Linked DNA regions of Homo sapiens: region 1 is linked to region 2. Evidence: read pairs that join two places in POLR2A ChIA-PET (ENCODE). Cell type or tissue: OCI-LY7. All regions are shown on one strand. Links, peaks and the distances in the headings refer to the core of each region. The heading gives the core; the rest is flanking DNA.

What was found. ChIA-PET counts read pairs that join two places held together with the same protein. Peaks named below come from ENCODE experiments on the same cell type or tissue, not always from the same donor. Only the 100,000 strongest peaks of a DNase experiment are listed, where the experiment ranks them.
Region 1: POLR2A ChIA-PET joins it to region 2 with 5 read pairs; 2 of 35 experiments call an interaction of 5 or more read pairs at or near these places.

The regions. Positions count from the first base shown.
Region 1 is chrX:135,486,799-135,493,595 of GRCh38, forward strand. No RefSeq gene overlaps it. Among named protein-coding and RNA genes, the nearest start is that of INTS6L, 30 kb to the right of the region's middle. RefSeq lists an enhancer at 2,759-2,808. In OCI-LY7, for the core only: no CTCF peak of the experiment used is centred there; a DNase peak (open chromatin) is centred at 2,943.
Region 2 is chrX:135,429,596-135,436,392 of GRCh38, forward strand. It overlaps the pseudogene CROCCP1. Among named protein-coding and RNA genes, the nearest start is that of SMIM10L2A, 11 kb to the left of the region's middle. In OCI-LY7, for the core only: no CTCF peak of the experiment used is centred there; no DNase peak of the experiment used is centred there.

The DNA of each region.
Region 1 (6,797 bases), core at 910-5,909, 57 kb after region 2:
AACTGGCCTGCTGTGTGTGAGGTGAAAGGACCCTTTTTTCCCCTTGAGCTTAAATGAGCTTAGATGAGAAGTAAAGCCTAAGCAGGTACAAGACAGATGTTTTTTTTTTTTTCTCCTTGGCCCACCCTGGTTTCCTTTTTGGGTAAGGTCAAGGCAGCCTGCTTATAAAGAGGAGACCACCCTGGCCTGTCTTGTCATACCAACCACATGAGTTGCAGGGGCAGGGGAGATCACAGAATGGAGAGAACTTGCACTGCACTGAAGAGGTTAGCCCTAGTCCTGTTCTAACTAAAATCACCTGACTCTTCCCGGAGAAAGCTCTAACACCTAGTAGGGGAGGACATGGGAGAAGCCTGGCCTTCTCCTAAAGCAGGGATTCCCAAACTTTGACGATGACCCCAGTACACACATACCACACACTCCCACACACACACCTGAAGTAAAACTTTCACAAAAAATACGTAATCCTCAGGGCTGGCTTCCTAGGCTTGTGGCCTGTTATAGTAGCACAGGGCCACACGCTCAGAAGAGCCGCATAGTTGGTTTAGTGTTCTACTACCACTGTCTAGGAATCTTTAATAATTTTATTTTTGAACTTGTGTTTTGTAAATGAAGTCAAATGCAACAGTGGAGCACGCACATGAGCAGAGTAGATGCGGAAAATGTGTGTTTCTTGTTCCCTCATTTACATACAGTGTTTGTGATGCCCCCAGAGAACACAACTGCAGTGAACTGGCAGTGCTTGGGAGTTCAGCAAGTCTCAAAGGGAGAAGAAGATGTGTTCCCTCTACAACTAAGGCGGGGTGGAGTAGGGTAGTGACAGACCAAAGAGGTCATGCTTACCTTTTGAACAAGATCTTGTTTCATAGACAGAAAGAATTCAATGCAATGGGATTCTAAGAAATATGAAAACCGGCCAGGCGCAGTGGTTCACACCTGTAATCCCAACACTTTGGGAGGCCAAGGTGGGTGGATCACGAGGTCAGGAGATCGAGACCATTCTGGCTAACACAGTGAAACCCTGTCTCTACTAAAAATACAAAACATTAGCCAGGCGTGGTGGCGGGCGCCTGTAGTCCCAGCTACTCGGGAGGCTGAGGCAGGAGAATGGTGTGAACCCAGGAGGTGGAGCTTGCAGTGAGCCGAGATCGCACCACTGCACTCCAGCCTGGGCCACAGAGCAAGACTCCGTCTCAAAAAAAAAAAAAAAAAAAAAAAAAAAAGTAATATGAAGAACCCTATTATATCCTATGGTGTTACTTTCCTGTATTAGCCAACCAGTTATGCTGAAGATGATGACATAGAAAAAAAGGGAGAAGATACATCAACCCTTTCTCTTTCATCATGCCTTACTCACCAGTAAACCAAAGGCAGAGACTATTTTTAGTATGTGTAGTATGTGCATGTATCGGAAGTGAAACAAAAACACTTCAATTCATTTTGTGCAGTGTTTCCACTGTTCTGGTAAAAGCTACAAAATATAAACTGTGTAGTTTTGGTGATTCTGCATGTAAGTTAAGTGCTTTTATATTTGTGTCTTTGAACTGGCCTTGCCTAATAAAGATTAACAGTAAATTTTATGTTAATAATTTAATTTTTTTTTTTTTTTACTTAGGGTTGGAATAAATAGCAAATAAAAATACACTGTGGCAGTCAGGCGCAGTGGGTCTCGCTTGTAATCCCAGCACTTGGGGAGACCGAGGTGGGCAGATTCCTTGAGTTCTGGAGTTCAAGACCTGCCTGGGAAACATGGTGAAACATGTCTGCACAAAAATTAAAAAATTAGCTGGGCATGGTGTGCACCTGTAGTCCCAGCTACTCGGGAGGCTGAGGTGGGAGGATCGCTGAAGCTCAGGAGTTCAAGGCTGCAGTGAGCCGTGATTGTCCCACTGCATTCCAGCTTGGGCGACAGAGTGAGACCCTGTCTCAAAAAAAAAAAAAAAATCCCCAATATGGCTGGCAAGTCAAGACAGAGACTGCAGAAAAAAGAAAAAAGCTTTATATTTGAGTCCCTCTAGCAACAGTATTTTCTGCCTTTTAATCAAGGAGCCCCATATTTCTATTTTGTGGTGAGCCCCAAAAATTATTTAGCTGGTCCTGCCTATAAGGTATGAGATCCATAATACTTTCTACTCTGGTCTTCTCTGTTTTTAAGTGTTACTCATGGATACAAACACATAGAAATGATAAATACTTAAGGTGATGGATACCCCAAATACCCTGGCTTGATCATTACACGTTCTATGCCTGTGGCAAACAGTCACATGTACCCTATAAATATGTAACACATTATGTATCAGTAAAAGAAAAAAGCCAAGCGTGATGGCTCACGCCTGTAATCCCAGCACATTGGGAGGCCAAGGCAGGTGGATCTCTTGAGCCCGGCAGTTACAGACCAGCCTGGGCAACATGGTGAAATCCCGTCTCTACAAAAAATACAAAAATTAACCAGGAGCACACCTATGGTCCCAGCTACTTGGAAGGCTGAGGTGGGAGGATTGCTTGAACCTGGGAGGTTGAGGCTGCAGTGAGCTGTGATCATGCCACTGAACTCTAGACTAGACAACAGAGCAAGACCCTGTCTCAAAAAAAAAAAAAAAAAAAAGGAAATGGAAAAAACTATAACACATGTAAATACACGAAGAACACAAGAAATAATAATTAATAATGTCATAAAAATAATGCTATCTTTAGTAATCCATATTACTTTAGAATGGTCTAGTCCATGAGTGTGTGAAATAAAAGGAGTCATGTAAATTGGGTTAAAAAATGTTGCTCATGATCCACTAAATTGATTTCATGACCCTTAATGGGTTGTGACAGGCAGTTGGCAGAACCCTGCCCTAGAGGTTAGAGTGCATGGTTAACATTTCCCCAAACATTTTCTCTTCAACTAAACCAAAGTGCTTAGCAGCCAGATCTGGGGTCAGTCAAAGGTGATTTCACTTCCCCTTGAGGGAGACAATTAGAGGTATAAGGAAAGTCCTACCAGCACCTTCGAAAGGCTGCTTGACTAATTATTGTCATGGCTGCTAGAACCAATGAGATGGCTAATTTGGTCCCTCAAGGCCTTATACAAATGTCTCTTTGATCTTACCTCAGAAGTCTCTGTAACCCATCAAAGTAATACTTCAATTAAGTTTATCCCAAGGCTATCCCACGTACTGGGTCAGGAAGTCACCCCCTATTCAATTTCTCATCTAAAATTATGCTCAACTCAGTTATCCAAATAGGGTCACCAGACAGGATTATACAAGGCACGCTAAATATTAACATCCCACAGAGGAAGCTGCATTTCTAACAAAATTAATACTGTGATGGTTCAGAGCATGAGCTTAGAAGTCAATTAGATCAGATACTAATCCTAGCTCTGTCCCTCTCTTGGGCATGTAACTTAACTTTTCTGGGTATTGTTTTACTCATCTGTAAAATGGGAATATTCATATCTATAGTGTTGCTGTAAGGATTGATGTTTGCAAAGTGCCTAATAGCACTTAGTAACTTATAGCTGTTATTATTGCTGCTGTCTTTTCCAACAGAGATATTTAAGTAAAATTATCTAAAAAACATCTTCCTTATACGATTCTGTTTCTGTACTGTTCTGTCCAGCCAGAAGGGTCTTCCTTCAGTACCTGGTTCAGTGATTCTCAACTGGAGGCACTTTGCACACTGGGTGATATTTGACAATGTCTAAAGATGTTTTGGTTGTCATGACACGGGGTGAAGGGTGCCACTAGCATCAAGTGGATAGAGGCCAGGGATGCCATTAAACATCCTACAGTGCACAGCACCCCTTACCCCAGATACACACACAACAAAGAATTATACAGTCCAAAATGTCAAAAGAGCCAAGGTTGAGAAACCCTGCCTTGGTTGAAGCCTGGACCAGCATCTATTAGAAAGTGCATAGCTCCTTCAACACCTCCAAAATTGTTTTTTTCTGATTTTGAACAATTAAATTTTAGATTTTGTGATAATTTAGTCAGACCTGGCCTAAATTTGTCATCATGAAATTTCTAGGCAAATAATTAATAAACAAGATATATGTGTGTGTGTATCTGTGTCTATGTGTGTATATTAGTATAGTGGTGAGGGGTGATGGTGAGAAGTACTTCCTTGAAAGAATTAAGCAATTTTAAGTACTCCAGGAATAAATTACAAATGAATTTTGTCCACCCGTACAATGGAAATCCTATAGGAATCTCTATTAATCTACCTTTTAACCTACTTTAAATTACTGAGTGATTACATGAAATGAAACTGGTGCAAAATTCAACACCTCCAAAATTATATTACTCCAACCCCGTGACTCCTATCTTTCAAAGTTCCCAGAGCTATCACACTATATGGAACGACCAGGGAAAATTTTGATCCATTCATACTACAGAATATGATGCAATCATAAAAGGAATGAGAACGTTAGCATAATAGCTAATATTAATTCAGCATTCACGTGCTTTACATTCAGGATCTCATTTGGTTCCTATGGCATTATGAGGTAGATTCTATTATGATCACCACCACCTCCCACACAGTTTTACAGATAAGGAAACTGGAGGTGGAAGAGGTAAGGTGACAAGTAATTGAGGTTAGTTTCTTGAAACTTGAGAGTTTATTTTTGTTAACCAAAGATAAATAATTGCAGTATGGTGTAAGTCAATTGGGAGAAACAGATTCAACTGGCTTAATATAATTTTAAAGGCCTATATTTCTTCACTTGTGATTTACTTGCTTTAAGATCTTATTTTGAATAGACAGAAACTCTTCTTATTGAATTTCTCATTATTTTGATTTTTTATATATTCACTGGGGAACCATCAGTGCAGGCACCATGGAATGTAATTGAGATATTAAATCCAAGCTAAACATTTGAATACTTATCCTCAAATTATAATGCAGTGCTTCTCAAAGTGTGGTCTATGGACCCATACAATCCCTTGAGACAGTCTCAGGGGGTCCACAAAGTCAAAACTAATATAATATCAAAATATTATTCACTTTTTTCACTATGTTGAAGTTTGCACAGATAGTGCAAAAGCAATGGTGAGTAAAACTGCCAGCCCCTTAGAATGAATCAAGGCAGTGGAACTAAACCACTAACTTGTAGTGGTTTTTGTAGTCTTCAATAACACATTTTATTGTAGTCTTCGATACCACATACTCAGAGGGAAAAAAAGCAGTTTCATTTAAGAATGCCTTTGGAGAAAGAGCAAAAATTATTATTTTTATTAAATCCTTTTATATTGCATAGTAACGAAATGAGAAGTATGCATAACGTAGTTCCACTTTGCAATAAAGTATAGTGGTTGTTTCAGTGGAAAGCACTTGTCTAGTTGTTTGAGTTGAAAGATAAACGTAAAACATTCATTGATATGACTTCACATTCCACATTGCAACTAAACTTTAAGAACTACCAAGCCAAATGACTTCACTGGTGAATTCTACTACTCACTTAAATGTAAATAATAGTAAAACTATATAAACTCTTCCAAAAAGTTGGAGACAATAGAATACCTCTCAACTCATTCTTTGAGGCCTACATTTATCTGACACCAAAACTATGAAAAGAAATTACAAGAAAAGAAAAGGTCTGTGGTTACAAACTAATATCCCTTATAAACTTCGATGCAAAAATTCTTAACAAAATCTCAGAAAATCAAATCCAACAAGATATATTTAAAAAGTGAATACATTGATATCAAGTGTCATTTATGCCAGGGAGGCAAAGTTGGTTTAACATTCGGAAATTAATTCAGTTCACCATATTAATGGATTAAAAAACTAAAAACATATCATTTTCTCAATAGACTTAAGGAAATACTACATCTATTCCCAATTAAAAACAAACCTCTCAGCAAACTAGGAATAAAAAGGAACTTTCCGGACATAAAGGGCACTTACAAAAAAACCTACATATACCATCATATTTAATTAGGAAAAATTAGAGTTTTTCCTCTTAAGATCAAGAACAAAGCAAGGACGTGTGCTCTCACCACTTCTATCCAACAATGTACTGGACATTCAAACCAGTGCACTAAGGCAGGAAAAGAAAAAGCATCCAGATCAGAAAGGAAGAAATTAAACTATCTTTATTTTCAGAAGAAATGATGGAGAAAATCCAGTGTAATCTACAAAGAAGTTACTAAAACTAAGAAGTGAGTTTAGCTTAGTTGCAGGATATAAGATCATTATACAATGTTTTTCTATACTAGGAATGAACAATCAGGAATTAAAATTTAAAATATTATTTATAGTAGCATCAAAAGTATGAAACACTTAGGGATAAATTTGACAAAAAAACGCAAGAGCTGTACACCAAAAACTACAAAACATTGCTGAGATAAATTTTAAAAGACTTAATTAAAGAGGGGAAGAGTGTTTATCACTTGGAAGAATAAATACTGTTAAGATGTCAATCTTCCCCAAATTGATCTGCATATTCAGGGCAACTCTAGACAAAATCTTAACATGCATTTTTATAGAAATTAACAAGCTTGTTCTAAAATTTATATGGAAATGCAAAGGACTCAAAGTAACCAAAACAATTTTGAAAAGAAAAACAAAGCTGGAAGACTTACACTACAGACCGGCCTGCCCCTACATCATCCTGGAGCCTGAGGACAGGCATGCCCCACCTCTGCCACCACCAGTGCTTTTGCATGTCATCTGGGGGCCTGGGGATCACCTGGCCCCATTCACCACAGCTGGCACTTGCATACACGATTGAGATTCCTGTGGGCAGACCTGCACCACCTGCCACTCTATGCAGTTCCCTATACTAGGCTCAAGGCCCATGA
Region 2 (6,797 bases), core at 961-5,960:
ACCACCTTTTGACACCATGAAGCTAGTTACTACACAAAGGAACACCGAAGCAGGAAAACATAAAGTCTGCATGACTGTATTCACAAGCAGAAAGACCCAAAGAAGCAGGAAGGTGGCTGCTGCTTCCCATGCATCATTTCAATCTCACCCAAGAGTACCTAACTGGTGGGATATCATTCATATTCAGAACCTCCTACTACAGGGTAATCTGAGAAATATAGATTTGGACTTTTCTGACTGTGAAGTCCAGGAAGGTACGTTAGGGGACTAGGATGGATACTTAGTCTCTATTTTCCATATGTGTCACAATTAATGTCTTCAAAGCATGACAAGATATCTGTAAGCCTAGAACTTATGAAAAAATGTGAAAGAGCACCTTCAGACACATAGAAGAACTTGGACATTTCACTATCCATCAACTGTCTCTGAAACAATTACTGAAAAAATCTATGTTAGCAATAAGAACGAGAAATCCACAAGGAAGGAATGGAAGTCAAGAAATAACAGCAAGTAAATAGTAATTAAAAGGGGTTTAAAAATCTCAACATACATTGATGGTTAAGCACACAAGGAAGGAGAAAAAAATAACATATTTATTGAGAACTTACTTTGTGTCAGGTACTGCTCTAAGCACATTACATATACTAAATAATGTAATACCATGACCCTAAAACAGAAACTTACATTATCGCTGTTTATAAACATGAGGAAACTTGGGCTCAGAGCGGTAAAGAAACTTGCCCAAGGTCACACACCTGGTGGAGCAAAGATTTGTGACCAGATAGTTTTTCTCCTGAGTCTGTACTCTCAGTCTGTACTCACACTTATGAAAAGAAGGATGGGTAGAAGGAAATGTATGGAGAAGGGAAGGAGAAAAGTTTTATGTGCACTCATAACAAGCTTATACTAAAATTCAAAACAATAACATGAGAATTGTGGAGATAGAGTGCTGAGGGAAGATAACATGGGTAAGGCTTTTGTTTTGTCAGGAAGAGAATTGAGCTGCTGAATAATTCGAAAAAATATAATTTTTAGTGTGCATGTTTAAAATTTAAGGTTAGGAAGATTCTGGGAAGGTGGTGGAGTAGGAATCAGTCTCCCCACTGAGACAAAAATTGCACTGACAGACCCTGATATAGCTGTTTTTGAACTCTTGAGTATATTGAAGACTTGCAATTTCCATGGGAAAGTTTGGAGGTAAAGTGTGTTCTTAGTCCACTAGCAACTATCTATCCAGCAGCCCCAGCCCTGTGGCAAGCACAGTGCTAGGGACACAGCACTGTGTCCCTAGCACTGTGGAACAGTTTCCACACAGCTTACACGAGCAAGGGTGGGCAAAAAGGAACTTGCCCTCCCAAAATTGCAGATCTGTACTCAGATAGCTGATTGCTGCTCCTGATCACAGACTTGCAGACAAAGAGGTGGGTGACCATTATTGTTGCACCTCTCTCCATTGTTGCAAGTCCCTCCCCCTCTGGCTGAAGCAACTTCCCAAGATTTAAAGGGTTAGCACCACTTTTCCTTTTCCCTCCTTCATTTTTCCCTTTTCTCCTTTTGGAAGCCAGAGATTAAAGACTAGGACATTCAAAAACAACTGCACATATGGAGGAAATTAGAAAGTGACTGCACATGCACAGGGGAAGCTGCAGGCTCAGAAAAAACCTGAGAAGATCTTAAGTTTACACCCCAGGCTAATCTTTGGCAAAGAAAAAACCTACAGCAATAAAAAGAACCACAATAAATAGAAACAATAACAAAAAACAGCAAACACCAAGGAAGGGGAAGAATCTGATTTCCAAAGTTCTCACATTATTATATTCAAATGTCTAATTTTCAACAAAAAATCACAAGGCATACAAAGAAACAGGAAAGTATGGCACATTCAAAGGAAAAAATAAATCGACAGTAACAGTCCCTGATCTAGTAGATATGACAGCAGATCTATTAGACAAAGACTGTAAAACAACTTTCTTAAAAATGCTCAAGAACTAAAGGAAGATGTGGAGAAAATCAAGAAAGTGATGCATGAACAAAATGGAAATATCAAGAAAGAGATAGAAAGCCAAAGAAAGAAATCAAAAATAAACTGTAGAGCCAAAAAGTACAAAAACTGAAATAAAAAAAATCAGAAGAGGGGTTTAAAGGCAGAATTGAGCATGACAAAAGAAAGAATCAGCAACCTTGAAGATAGGACAATGGAAATTATCAAGTCTGAGGAACAGGTAGATAAAAGATTGAAGAAAAGATGAACAGAGCCTAAGAGACTTTTGGACAACACCAAGCCCATCAACATATGCATTGGAGAAGTCCCAAAAGGAAAGGAGAGAGAGAAAGGGGCAAAGGAAACCTTTGAAGAAATAATGACTGAAAACTTAACAAATTTTATGAAAGACATGAATATAAACCTCCAAGAATCTCAATGAATGCCAAGTAAGATGAACTAAGAGATACCCCAAAACCACAGCACCTTATAATGAAACTTACAATAGGCAAACACAGAGAGAAAAATCTTGAAAGCAGCAAGAGAAAAATGACTCATCACATACAAGTGATCCTCAATGAAACTGTTAGCAATTTTCTCTTCAGAAAATTTAGATGCCAGAAGGCTGTGAGCTGATATATTCAAAGTGCTAAAAATATGTTGACTAAGAATGCTATATCTGGCAAAATTGTTCCTCAAATATGAGGGAGAAATTAAGATATTCCCAGATAAACAAAAGCTAATGTTACCACTACACCTGTCCTGCAAGAACTGCTCAAGAGAGTACTGCAAAGTGAAATGAAAGGGTACTAGATAGGAATTCAAAGCTGTATGAAGATATAAAGATTCCCCCCTCCTTTCCTCCCCTATTCCCTCTTCTCTCTTTTTCCCTCCCTTTCTCTCCCTTCTCCTTCATCCTTCCTCTTCCTTCTTCTTCCCTCGGATCCCCCCTGCCTCTGCTTCCCTCCTCTCCTGTCCTTTCCCATCCTCTCCCCTCTCAACCCCCATCTCGCTCCTCCCACGGCTGTGGTCACATGGGGGCGCCGCGGGATTTAAGCTTAATCTGCCTGGTGCTCAGCACAGCAGCCTGGCTGTGGGGCGTGCTGACTGAGCTAGTCTTGGGGTCCTGCAGAAGGGGGCTGGAGGGATGCCCACAGCCACCCCGCCATGAGCTTGGGGCTGTAGGGGCCACAGGAGGGCCAGCTGACACTGGAGACGGTTATCCGGACACTGGAGAGAAGCGTCCTGGGCCATGAGAAGGGCTTGGGCACGCGGGACCTGGCCCAGGACCCTCAGACCATCATCCTACCTGCCCGCATCAGGGAGATTGTCACCCGCAACCTCTCCCGGCCTGAAAGCCCAGTCCCTCTGCGGGCCACAGAGATGGCACTGCTGCTGTCGCTGCAGAAAAAGAACCAGCTGCTGCAGCAGGAGCTGTCGCGCGCGGAGGACTTACTGGCCCAGAGCCACGCCAAGCGTGATGAGCTCACCATTAAGCACAATGGGCTGGAGCAGGGTGTGCGTCTGGAGTCTGAGGAGCTGGAGATGCAGGAGCCCGGGGGCTGGTACAGCAGAGCGTGGAGTTGTGGAGGCAGCTGCAGGAGGAGCCTACCAGGAGGGCCAACAGTGGCAGGCCCAGCTTGTGCAGCAGCTGCAGGCCAAGATTCTCCAGTACAAGAAGAGGTGCTGGGAGCTGGAGCAGCAGCTGCTGGAGAGATCCAGAGAGCTTGCGCAGCAGCGGCTGAGGGACACAGAGCACAGCCAAGACCTGGAGAGCGCCCTCATTCGGCTGGAGGAGGAGCAGCAGAGGAGTGCCAGCCTGGTCCAGGTGAATGCCATGCTCCGAGAGCAGCTGGACCACGCAGGATCGGCCAGCCAGACTCTGAGTGAGGACATATGAAAGGTGACCAGCCACTGGACACTCAGCCGCAAGGAGCTGGAGCAGCGGGAGGCGGCATGGAGGCTCGAGGAGGAGTCCTTCAACGCCTACTTCAGCAACGAGCACAGTCGCCTGTTACTCCTCTGTAGGCAGGTGGGGGTCGGGTGACTGGTCAGCGAGGTGAAGATGTCCACCGAGAGGGACCTGCTGCAGCTGGGAGGGGAGCTGGCCTGGACATCATACGCTGTCCAGGAGGCGGGCCTGGTACTGAGCACGGGCCTGCGGCTGGCAGAGAGCGGGGCCGAAGCGGCCCTGGAGAAGCAGGCCCTGCTGCAGGCCCAACTGGAGGAGCAGCTGCAGGACAAGGTGCTCCATGAGAAGGACATGGCCCAGCAGCAGATGCAAAGCGACCTGGACAAGGCCGACCTCAGTGCCAGAGTGACAGAGCTGGCCCTGGCAGTGGAGCGTCTTCAGAAGCAGAATCTGTAGTAGGATTAGGTCAAGAAGCCCCTCGGCAAGCCTGAGGCCCTGGAATCCCTGCGGCTACAGGAGCAGGTGGCCCTGGAGACAGAGGATGGAGAGGGGCTGCAGCAGACCCCGAGGGACCTCGCACAGGCCGTCCTGTTGGACACTGAGACGGCGTCCAGCTGAGCGGCTCCGAGCACACTGCGGACGCGTGCGAAGGCAGCCTGCGGGGCTCTCAGGCCAGCGGATCCCATCCCCACCCACCGCAGTGCTCCTCACTGGGCAGCAGCCGTTCGCCCCACCGAAGCCGGTCCCTGGCTAGCTCAGACTCCTCCAGGCTCGCCCTGATTCACTCTGCCCTGCACAAGCGACAGCTGCAGGTCCAGGACATGCGTGGGCACTATGAGGCAAACCAGGACCTGCTGGGCACCCTGTGGAAGCAGCTTAGCGACAGTGAGGTTGAGCGGCGGGCCCTAGAGGAACAGCTCCAGCACCAGTGGGACAAGACCGATGGCGCCGTGCAGGCCCAAGAGGACGCCCAGCGCGAGGTACAGAGGCTGCGGAACGCCAATGAGCTCCTGAGCAGGGAGAAGAGCAAACTGGCCCACAGTCTGCAGGTGGCCCAGCAACAGGCCAAGGACCTTCTGAAGGAGCGTGAGAAGCTGCAGGCTGCCCAGGAGGGGCTGCGGCGCCAGCGGGACCGATTGGAGGAAGAGCAGGAGGAGGCGGTGCAGGATGGTACACGGGTGCGCCAGGAGCTTGAGCGCAGCCATAAACAGCTAGAGCAGCTGGAAGGGAAGCGCTCAGGCCTGGCCAAGGAGCTGGTGGAGGTGAGGGAGGCGCTGAGCTGCACCACACTGCAGCGGGACATGCTGCAGGCCGAGAAGGCCGAGGTGGCCGAGGCGCTGACCAAGGCTGAGGCTGGCCAGGTGAAACTCGAGCTCTCCGTGACCAAGCTGAGGGCAGAGGAGGCCTCCCTGCAGGACTCCCTGTCCAAGCTGAGCGCCGTCAACGAGAGCCTGGCTCAGGACAAGTTGGATCTGAACCGCCTTGTCGCCCAGCTGGAGGAAGAAAAGGCAGCCCTGCAGGGCCGGCTGCGGCAGGCGGAGCAGGAAGCCACCGTGGCGCGGGAAGAGCAGGAGCGGCTGGAGGAGCTGCGGTTGGAGCAGGAGGCGGCGCGGCAGGGCCTGGAGGGCTCCCTGCGAGTGGCAGAGGAGGTCCAGGAGGCGCTGGAGCAGCAGCTCCCCACGCTGCGCCATGAGCGCAGCCAGCTGCAGGAGCAGCTAGCCCAGCTCTCCCAGCAGCTGAGCGGGCGGGAGCAGGAGCTGGAGCAGGCTCGGCTGGAGGCACAGTGGCAGGCAGAGGCGCTAGCCAAGGGGTGCACTGGCCTGGTCATGCAGCTGGCGGCCGCGGAGCCTGAAGGCAGGACCCTGTCAGAGGAGGCCACATGCCTGCGCTTGGAGAAGGAAGCCCTGGAGGGCAGCCTGTTTGAGGTGCAAGGGCACCTGGTTCAGCTCGAGGCCCGCTGGGATCAGCTGGAAGCCGATGGGCAGGCCCTGCTGTTGGCCAAGGAGACCCTGACTGGGGAGCTGGCGGGCCTGCAGCAGCAAATAATAGCTACAAAGGAGAAAGCCAGCCTAGACAAGGAGCTGATGGCCCAGAAGCTGGTGCAGGCTGAGCAGGAGGCCCAGGCCTCTCTGAGGGAGCAGCGGGCAGCCCATGAGGAGGACTGGCAGTGAGTCCAGCGCGAAAAGGAGGCAGCATGGCGGGAGCTGGAAGCCAAGCGGGCCCAGCTGCAGAGTCAGCTGCAGTGCGAGCAGGAGGAGCTGCTGGCCCGACTGGAGATCGAGAAGGAAGAGCTGAGCGAGGAGATTGCTGCCTTGCAGCAAGAGCGCGACGAGGGCCTCCTCCTGGCCGAGAGCAAGAAGCAGCAAGCCTTGTCTCTGAAGGGGTCTGAAAAGACTCTGTCAGAGAAGTTGTCAGAGAAGTTGATGGGTACGCGGCACAGCCTGGCCACCATCTCCCTGGAGATGCAGCCACAGAAACTAGATGCCCAGAGCTGGCAGGAGCAGGACCGGAGCACCGTGAACGCTCTGATGTCCAAGCTGAGGGACCTATGGGCCCAGCTGGAGGAGGCTGATGTGGCCCACGCCCAGGAAGTGAGGAGGCTGCAAGAGCAGGCCCGAGACCTGGGCAAGCAGCAGGACTCCTGTCTTCGAGAGGCAGAAGAGCTTCGGACCCAGCTGCACGTGCTGGAGGATGCCCGCGACCGGCTTCGGCGGGAGCTGCTGGAGGCCCAGCGCAAGCTGCGTGAGAGCCAGGAGGGCCTCGAGGTGCAGCGCCAGGAGGCGGGCAAGCTGTGGCGCAGCCTGGGCGAGGGTGCCAAGGAGCGTGAGGCACTGCAGGCCGCCGTGAAGAAGGCAGAGAGCGAGCGCATCAGCCTGAAGTTTACCAATGAGGACAAGGAGCAGA